2 separate regions of the Mus musculus genome follow, and region 1 is linked to region 2. The links are chromatin loops, found by intact Hi-C in ENCODE. Cell type or tissue: left cerebral cortex. All regions are shown on one strand.

The links. Hi-C counts contacts between places; a loop is a spot of excess contacts. Peaks named below come from ENCODE experiments on the same cell type or tissue, not always from the same donor. Only the 100,000 strongest peaks of a DNase experiment are listed, where the experiment ranks them.
Region 1: it touches region 2 in a loop (2.6-fold over the local background); 11 of 42 quality-filtered maps call a loop at or near these places.

Annotation. Positions count from the first base shown.
Region 1 is chr11:78,265,213-78,270,212 of GRCm38, reverse strand. 2610507B11Rik (RIKEN cDNA 2610507B11 gene) reads right to left here. Exons shown (of 39, transcript NM_001002004.2): 6 at 4,974-5,000; 7 at 4,451-4,640; 8 at 3,739-3,862; 9 at 3,494-3,618; 10 at 3,210-3,277; 11 at 2,971-3,116; 12 at 1,996-2,114; 13 at 1,724-1,887; 14 at 1,316-1,574; 15 at 520-725. Among named protein-coding and RNA genes, the nearest start is that of 2610507B11Rik, 6.0 kb to the right of the region's middle. In left cerebral cortex, no CTCF peak of the experiment used is centred here; no DNase peak of the experiment used is centred here.
Region 2 is chr11:78,213,884-78,218,883 of GRCm38, reverse strand. It overlaps Supt6 (SPT6, histone chaperone and transcription elongation factor), which reads left to right. Exons shown (of 37, transcript NM_009297.2): 27 at 901-1,043; 28 at 2,539-2,679. Among named protein-coding and RNA genes, the nearest start is that of Proca1, 22 kb to the right of the region's middle. In left cerebral cortex, a CTCF peak has its summit at 2,372 (motif pointing right); a DNase peak (open chromatin) is centred at 2,928; H3K27ac peaks cover 474 bases.

The DNA of each region.
Region 1 (5,000 bases), 51 kb before region 2:
TCACAGCAAGTACCCTTAACTGCTGAGTCAACTCCCACCCCCAATTTTTAAAATGCCCTCTTATTTTCACACACACACACACACACACACACACGTGTGTGTGTATGTGTGTGTGTGTATATATATATATATGTGTATATATATATATATATATATGTCATATATGTATATATGTGTGTGTTATATGTATATATTACACAGACATGGAAATACTTATAATTAAAATGATTTATCTGTTATCACCTTTAAAATGACCCCAGAGCTTGGGGTAGGGAAAGCTAAAATGGGTACAGCTGCAATAAGATAGTTACAAATGGGAATTTATTGAAGCTGGAAATATGAAAATTTAAATGGTCTCTATTTTGCATGTATTTTTAAAAACACAGTAAAATGTTTAAAATCTAAGAAGTAAGGAAAGATGGACACCAGCTGTCCTTTTCCTCTATGTTTCACAACATTAGTCAAAAAAAAAAAAATGCTTTAAGTGATCCAATCTGGCCCATAGCCCTAAAGCATTACCTCTAGAGAGCGGATGCTGCTGTGATAGGTGAGGGAGAGCATGGAGAGACCCAGCACTGGCGTGGGGATGTCAGGAGCCTTGCAACAGGGCTGCATCTTCTCTGTGACTGATTTTACTAATGCAAGCACAAGTCCTTGAATCCCCACAGTGGAGGTCTCAGCACTACCCAAGACAGTCAGTGTGTCCAGTCGTAGCTCTGAAGCACCTGGCATCAAGAAACCAAGACATTCTAAGTTCTGAAGTGACAACCTGTCCTTTGTCCTTTCTTATCCCTTTACTGTCTTTAGTGCCAACACTTCTCCTAAGTGATTCCTAGTATGTTAGGAAAACTTTCTCTTCTCTTACCTAACTAGACCTGGCAAAGTCAATGAACTTTCTCAGTGTCTAGAATTATCCATACATCATTTACTCTCCAGAACTATACACAAGAAAATAAAAAGCTGGTTGCATGCCTTTAATTCCAGCATGGGGAGGCAGAGTCAGGAGAATCTGAGTTTGAGGCCAGCCTGGTCTACTTCAGTTCTAGAACAGCCAGAGCTACACAAAGAAACACTGTCTTGAGAAAAAAAAATCAAAAGACACACCACACAGGCCTCATCCTCTGATCACGCCAAGGTTAAGTTTTTCCCATTGTGTCTTTTTTAAATACTTCCTTCTTCAATAGACACTAAGAAGTAGAACAAAGTTTGTCATCCAAGCCTTTCTAACGTTTTGTCCCTCTAACAAGGAGGCTACCCAGATAATAAGCTTCCTTAATGAAAAGAAGAATTTCAGCAGACTTCTTGTTCCACTTACCAACCAGTGCGGAAAGAGTGAACAGGTTCATGTCTTCCACCTTCAAGTCGACCTTCCACAGTAAGGTCACAGACTCCCCAAGTGACGACTTCCTAGAGACAGCTGACCTTTCAGATTGTGGAATCACCAAGGAGAGGACTCGAGACAGACACTGGGCACAGATGTCTGATATTTCTACCTGAAGTCCTCGAATAGTACAGTCAAGAAAAAGAGTATTGGACTGGGTGCTGGACAAGCCCAGGGGCTGGTTATAACTTCCCTAGAAAAGAAAGGAAACCCACTGAAACCATGCCGATGCAGTTAGGAGACCCTGATGCAGCCCCCACACCAAGGGCACACTCCAGCCTCAGATGCGTGTCAGGACAGGGCACTCCGTGGGCCCTGACTCACCACACAGCACCCACCTACCTGTAGTGTGAAGGAATCCAGAACAAGTGCTTCGCCCCAAACATGCATATTAGGTGGATGTGGTGCCCGCTGAATGTGGGAGTCACTGCCCACACGCCAGCAGAGATGATCTACAGTTAGCACTGCTCGCTGATGGATACTTTGTGGCCGGAGGTGCTGGTAGTCTGAAATACATGGTAAGGAGGTAGTCAATTAAGGCACCGTGGCCATGAAACAGGCATAGCTATAACCAAAGGGCAAATCCTCATTCCCTTCCCATCCCTGAGCCTTACCCAGGGAGATGGAATTGAACCCCAAAGCAAACGGTGGTGTATCTCCAAGCTGAATGGAAATGCTGACATTGGAGACTGAGGTGCTGAAGATAATGGGAGCCAGGATCTGAGGGAAGGTTCTACACAGGGATAAGACTGACATCATTATAATAGCCACTTCCTGTCAAGGAACAGAGTTCTCAAAACTGCTGACAGTTTAGTTTTGGGCCTGGCCACAGCTACAAAGTAAAAAGTGAAGTCCTTCAGATTGCTGTTCCTCCCAATGGTATTCTGAAGGAACAGCAGAAAGATATGAAGACAAAGTTTAAAAAAAAAAAACCAAAATTGTCCGGCAGTGGTGGCACATGCCTTTAATCCCAGCACTCAGGAGGCAGAGGCAGGCCAATTTCTGAGTTTCAGGCCAGCCTGGTCTACAGAGTGAGTTCTAGGACAGCCAGGGCTACACAGAGAAACACAGAGAATTTTTATGTCTGGAAAAAAAAAAAAAAGACAAAATTACAAAATGTACACATTGACAGCCAAATATAATGAATAGGGCAGCATCACATGGTTCATCCTAGTCACAAGAAGCATCCCTTACAAATCACTTTCTGTGTGCAGAGCAACACACACACACACTCTATACAGCTCACAGCCCAGCTCACAGCCCAGCTCACAGCCCAGGGCAGGTGAGATGCTGTTTCTCACCCCAGTCCACTTCTCTTATGTAAGTAAGGCACTGTGCTAGGTACCGAGGATGAAAACATAAAAATGACATCCTCCTCAAAGAAACAGAAAAAAAAAAAAAAAAGAAAAAAAAAGGTATCTTCATACCAACAAAGGATATCATCCCTGTAACAGGAAAGATATATCTACAACAGGTTTGCTTCTGAAATGAAGATGTACAGAACTCAGACAATTAAATCTATAGTTAACACAAGGCGTCACTTTAAGGCTAAAAAGAGTATACCTGGTGAGAGGTAACTTAAGACTCACCTTTTCTTTCTTTGTTTAAGATCAGGTGAACTGGCTCCTTGGGTCTCCAGTGCTAGCATAAGGAGCCAGTGAGAGAACTCCTGGTGTCGGTAATGAATGATACAGGTGTTCAGAACTAGAGAAGCTGAGAGGTCGATGGTGGTCACCTGGGAATGAGAAGACCCCAAGTATGGGTTTTATTCCCAGAACTGGCCCATGCAGCAACATGAAGAGAGCAGACATAGGTTCTTGGCAGCTACCTGCACATTAGCCTTGAGGGAGTTGAGGCAGACAATTCGTTGGCGACTCTGGGACAGCAACAACCCATCTGTAAGAAGCCAAAGAACAGATGAGGGGAAGCCACAAAGTATAACTAGGAAAAGGGCAAGTGCGGGCAAAAGATGAGAACACTGCCATCAACACTTTGAGTCAGGGATATCTCATCTTCTCTCCTTCCACCCACAGTGATATTAAACCCAGTAGGGCACTAACACAGAACGCCTGGTCCTCCCATCTCTTAGTACCAGTAACCCCTTCCATGAACCTTCCAATAGGAGTTCAGTGCTCATCTGTGCCATATCATAGTTTGCTGTGAAGCTTCGAAGCGGCAGTTGGTCCTCATCACGGTGGTACAGGAAATGCAGCAGCTTCAGTGTCCAAGTCAAGTGCCTGGACCAGAGAGAGTCCACATCAGAACCAGCTGGCATGCCTCTCCCTGCTCTCCACACACAGGCTCAGGGAGTACTAAGACTAGCCATGGGATCACCCTCAGTCTGCGCGGGTCCTTACCGTTTTTGACTGTTCATAGACAACACCACACTTGTGTTCTCCATCTTCACCTTGACTTGGTCTGGCAGCCGCTGGAGGAGGTATAGGCCAGGCAGAGTTGGTTCAGCAAAGTTCTCAGTCAAATCTGGAAATAGGAATGAATAATATACATGAGAACCTGATTACTCCTTAACATTCTCAAATTCTCCCAGCCCTGCCCCTCTTCAGTCAAATCCTCACATATAGGAAGGTAAAAAGATAAGCTAAGCAAATGCCTAAGTGGGTACAAGGCCCAAAACATCACAGACCCAGGTATCTGATATACTTCCGTTCCCAGACTCTAAAACGCTAAAAGCATAAACAGTAAAGTGAATAGTTAGGTATAATGGAGAAGATATGGACTTAACTGTCAAATAATTTACACTTACTTTCACTAACTATAAGACATCAGCCAAGTCAGCTAACTAAAATGTTCTAGGCCTGTTTCTTTATTTGAAAAAAAAAAGATAGTAAAAACATACATAAAACATGCAGTGCTAACTCACAGTAACCATTAGGTTTAAGTTCTTTGACTCAGAACACGGAAATACCTATTTCCTCTCCCTCTACCTAATCAAAGGCCATTGTGTCTAATGACTCACACCTCAACAAGGGGCCAAGTCACTGGTTTTTCTACTTCCAAAATAATCCCCAAGACTACAGCAGCCAAGAAACTCAATGACCGAGGCTTTACCTGAACAAGAAACTGATTTGGAAATCCGGCCTGGGGCATGACACAGTAGCTGACTATGGAAGAGACCTTCATGCAGCTCAGCATGGAGTGTCCACACATCCACAGTGACAGCCGTCAGATGCCAACTGCTGACGCTGACCTGTAGGCGCAGGTCCAGGGCCAGTGAGAGCTCTACCAGACATGTATCCTCCTGTGAAGGGAGGTTTAAAGTTTTAGATCAAATTGGAATGGTCTGGAACCAGTGTGGTATTTCACACCTATAATCCTAGTTCTCAAGACTAAAGCAGGAGGCCCACCATGAGTTCAAAGCCAGACTGGGCTACATATCAGGCCAGCCATAGCTACACATGACAAAATCGTCTCCCACAAAACAAACAAAGCTACAATGGTTAGGAATACTGGTTGAGCATTGCCTTGGGAAAAACCTTTAAAGGCACAGAATCTAACAACACAAGGACCCTAAGCTCCTTCATACCCATGCTCAAGAGGCTATGAAGCCCCACAATCACCCTGACGTACTCACCAGCTGACCACTCTTCAGGACTTTGCT
Region 2 (5,000 bases):
AGACCAAGAGATCTTTTGTCCTAGTTTGCTTTCCTGCTGCTGTGATAAAACACTGACCAAAAGCGACTTTTGAGGAGGAAAGGGCTTATTACATCTTACAGGCAGGAGTCCATCATGGAGGGAGGCCAGGAAAGGAGCTCGAGGCGTGCACTGCTGTAATAGGCACCTGGAGGAACCTGCTTACTGGCTTGCTCTCTGGCTCCTGTTCCTCTGCCTTTCTTCCACATTCCAGGACTACTTGTCCGGGGTGGTACTGCCCACAATAGGCTAAGCCCTCTGACATCAGTTAGCAGTCAAAAAGAAAAAAAAAAGCCCCCTAAGAAGTGTCCACATACCAATCTGATTGAGTTAATTCCACATTTGAGGTTTCCTCTTCTCAGGCGTCTCTAGTTTGTGTCAAGTGAACAAAATTGACCAGTTCAGCTCTTGGGAAAGAATGTAGGGCCTAGACTGGAAGTCAAAATTGAGATCAAGTTACACTTGTTGATGCAGGCATCAGTTGATACGTTACCATCTTGGGAGGGTGACACAGGAAGATTATAAATTTTAAGTACAGCCTTGGTGAGAGTGGGTCTCACAGTACAGAGTAAAAGGAGGACTTGGTAGCTCACTGCTGGAGCCCTTCCTAGTGATTGCAGAGCCCTGAGTTCAGTACCCAACACTGCCAGAATAGAAGTAAAGTTGTACTTGTAGCTTGCTTTAGACATCATGGAGTCGTCTTCTAGGCATCATTCCCTGGTATTGAGTCCAGGGAGGTCTCTGTCCTCCAGGATGAGAAAGAAATCAACAGAGATGCCAGAAGATGGATGTTGTGTCAGCAAAGGGAGTGGGTGGGTAGGAGTCAGATCTCTGTAGATAGATCTGCCTCTCCATCCTGCTAACCAGCTTTCTTTCCTACAGGAAAGCTTATCATCTGCAATGTTACCGGCATTGCTCACAGGCGCCCACAGGGTGAGAGCTATGACCAGGCCATCCGAAATGATGAGACAGGGCTGTGGCAGTGCCCCTTCTGTCAACAAGACAACTTCCCTGAGCTAAGCGAGGTATGTGCTGCGTGTTACTGCCGTAAGCTTCCTTGACTAAAGTTTGCTGAGGAGAGATAAATGGTCGTGTTCAGGTCATGTTCTCACCAAACAAGTGCACAAAGGCACAGGGGGACTCTTACCATGAAGTCCTTTCCTGGGTGTCCCCATCTATTCTGCTGCAGTCACTGTAACCTTTAACTCTTGTCCCACTTTCCTCCTGTCACTACAGCAAGTTAGGCCATGAGAATCATGCTCACCGCTCAACGCATGCTCACCGCAGGGAGCGCAGTAGCCTTACTTACACTGGCTTGAAAGTACATGTCAGCTTTACGATTTTTATATTATTCCCACTCTAATTTTCCATCTGTTCTTCTAGGCATTATGTGCCTGCCTGCCTTCTTTTTTTATCCTGGAGACAAGGTCTTATTATGTAGCCTTGGCTGGCCTAGAACTCACTTATGTAGACCAGGCTAGCCTTGAACTTTTTTTTTTTTTTATTCTTTTTTTTTTTTTTTTTTTTTTAATTAGGTATTTTCCTCGTTTACATTTTCAATGCTATTCCAAAGGTCCCCCATAGCCTTGAACTTTTAAGAGATCTGTCTTCCTCTGCCTCCTTAGTGCTGAGTGAGATTAAAGGCTGCACCATCTCACCCAATTATCATGTTCTTTTCTAAAGCCACCCAGCATTTTCTGGTTTTTCACTTATTAGGTCCATTGTAGCAAATTCCTGCATAGATACTTGTTACTCTCACTAAAGTAGAACAGAGCAAAAGGGATCACAGTGGGGTTAGAAAGCAGGTCAGTTACCTGTGAAAGCTTCATCTAATGGCCTGTAGTGCCAAGCAGCAAATCAGGTACTCTGGATATTCACACTCTACCTTGGTGGGTAGCTGATTGGATACACTTTTCTTTTGGGGTTTTTAATTTTCTTACTTATTTTATGTGTGTGGAGGTTAGAGGATACCTTGTGGGTTCTCTCCTACTGTGTGCATCCTTTCCTGGCCTGCCTCCTTCCTCCATCTCTCTCTCTCTCTCTTCTCTCTCTCTCTCTCTCTCTGATCTATTTACTTTACTTTAGGTTTGACTATTTTGTCTGTGTACTATGTAATGTGTGTACTTGATGCCCTCAGAAGTCAGACTTCTTGTAACTGGAGTTAGGGTTGGTTGTAACTGCTATGTAACTGCATTCTGGTGATTGGATCCGGACCCTCTGTAAAGGCAATAAATACCCTTAACCACTGAGCCATCTCTCCAGCCCCCCACCCCCCAGCTGCTCTCTTCTGTACAAACAAGCTCCTGAATTTTTTTTTCTTATTTGTTATATGTAAATACACTGTCTTCAAGCACACCAGAAGAGGGCACCAGATCTCATTACAGATGGCTGTGAGCCACTATGTGGTTGCTGGGATTTAAACTCGGGACCTTTGGAAGAGCAGTCAGTGCTCTTACTTGCTGAGCCATCTCACCAGCCGGAGCTTCCGAATTTTTAATAGTCCTTTTCTCTATTCTTCAGGTCTGGAACCATTTTGACAGTGGATCATGCCCTGGTCAGGCCATTGGTGTGAAAACACGGCTAGACAATGGCGTCACCGGCTTCATCCCTACCAAATTCCTCAGTGACAAGGTGGTGAAGAGGCCAGAGGAGCGAGTGAAGGTACATGGTGACCGGGCTCAGGAGTCGTGCGCTCTCCGGTTGCCCTGTTGGGCTCCCTAGCTTTGAGCTGCCCCCACCAGAAGTTAGGCTCTGTTCCCAGTGACTGCTGGTGGGGAGAGTAGAAAGGATTTATAATAACTGGAAGAAGCTGGGGAGAGCATCTGAATGAGTAGTGGCTTTTGTCTACTGTTGTAAAGCAGTTTCTGCTGGTTGCCAGCCCTTTGAAAGAGGGTTCCTTCCTGTGTGGGGAGCTGTGCTCTCAGCACATGGCAGGAAGTGAGACCCAACATCACAAACAAGAAAGCTCTGCCTGTTCTCTGTGTTGGGCAGTGTTGCTCAGGAGATTTCAAAGGCTATGTGGCACAGCTCTGTCCATAGATAGACTACCTCTGAGCTTCACAGCGGTGCAGGGCCACACAGAAGGAACCTCCCTCCGAGTGAGAAGTTGGCAGTAAATCTCCTAACTCCCTTCTGTCCTGTCGTCTCCTCCTGAGGCTGCCATGTGCCAGGCTCAGTGACAGACACTCAGTGAGTGTGTGTCCATGTTCTACCCCCAAGCCGTGTGTGTGTGTGTGTGTATGTATGTATGTGTGTGTGTATGTATGTGTGTGTGAGAGAGAGAGACTTGACAGTAACTTTGCCAGAGTTCTAGCTCTAGCTAGACACTCAGTGAATGTACTTAGGTGTCAGAGAGTAACTTTATACCCGAATTGATTCTCTTGGATTTTCTTGGCGGTGAGGAAGGAGCACTACTATTCTGTAGCCTCAGCCATAACTTGCTGTGTAGACTATATAGAGATCTACCGGCCTCTGCCTCCTACATGCTGGGATTAAAAGCATGCACTACTAGATCCAGTTCTACCTTAGTTTTGATGATACTTGTCTGGCTTTTAATGTAGGGTCCAAGGATCAAATTCAGATCTCCAGGCACTGAAGAGATGCCTCTGTGGTTAAGAACATTGGCTATTGAATGTAGTTTTTCCCCCTGTGTGAAGGAGCAGCCACAGCCCCATCAGAATAGGAGGAAAAGTCTAGAAGTATCTCAAGGTTTATCTTTTTGTATATGAAAATAAATAATAATTAAAAAAAAAAAAAGAACATTGGCTATTCTTCCAAAGGTCTTGAGTTCAATTCCCAGCACTCACATGGCAGCTTACAACTGTCTATAATTGTTGTTCCATGAAATTCTATGCCTTCTTCTGGTATGCTGATATATACTCAGACAAAGCATTCTTATGCATAATGTGCATAAATAAATAAATCTTTAAAAAAAAAATTCAGGGGCTGGAGAAATGGCTCCACAGTTAAGAGCACTGACTGCTATTCCAGAGGTCCTGAGTTCATTTCCCAGCAACCACATGGTGGCTCACAACCATCTGTAATGGGATCTGATGCTCTCTTCTGGTGTGTTTGAAGAGAGTGACAGGGTACTCACATACATAAATAATATTAAAAAGCCGGGCAGTGGTGGTGCACTCCTTTAATCCCAGCACTCAGGAGGCAGAGGCAGGCGGATTTCTGAGTTCGAGGCCAGCCTGGTCTACAAAGTGAACTCCAGGACAGCCAGGGCTATATAGAGAAACCCTGTGGGGGTGGGGGGGTGTTTCAGATCTCTGGTTATAAGTACCAAATTCATGGGAATAAAATACTCTGTTTTCAGGGGTAAGATCAGCCTGGCCGCAAACTCAGTACAGTGCTGAGAATGACCTTGAACTCCTGTCTACCTGCCTCCACCTCCCAAGTGCTAAAATAAACACACATACACCATACCTGGTTTTATGCGGTGCTGGGAACTGAATTTGGGGTTTTTGGAAAGGCATCATGGCCAAAGGAACTTATAATAGAAAGCACTTAATTGGAGGCTTACCTAGATTTTAGGTTAGTCCATGATCATCATGGTGGAAAGCAGATAGGTATGGCTCTAAAGCAGTAGCTGAGAATTTTACATCCTGGTTCATAGGCAATAGGCAGAGGAAGACATTGAGCCTGACCTAGACTTTTGAAGCCTCAGTGCCTAACCTCAGTAACACACATCCTCCAACAAGTGCACACTTCCCAGCCCTTTCAAACAGTCCAGCATAGGACTAAGCATGTGAATCCGTGGGCCTGTGGGGCCATTTTCATTTGATTACCACACCCTTTGTGAATCTGGATGAGCTGTGGACTTGGGGCTCAAAAGAGGTTGGTTGGTGGTTGGTTGGTTGGTTTGTTTGTTTGTTTTTGAGACACGGTTTCTCTGTGTAGCCCTGCGGTCCTCAAACTTGCTCTGTAGACCAGGCTGGCCTCGAACTCACAGAGATCCACTTGCCTCCGCCTCCACC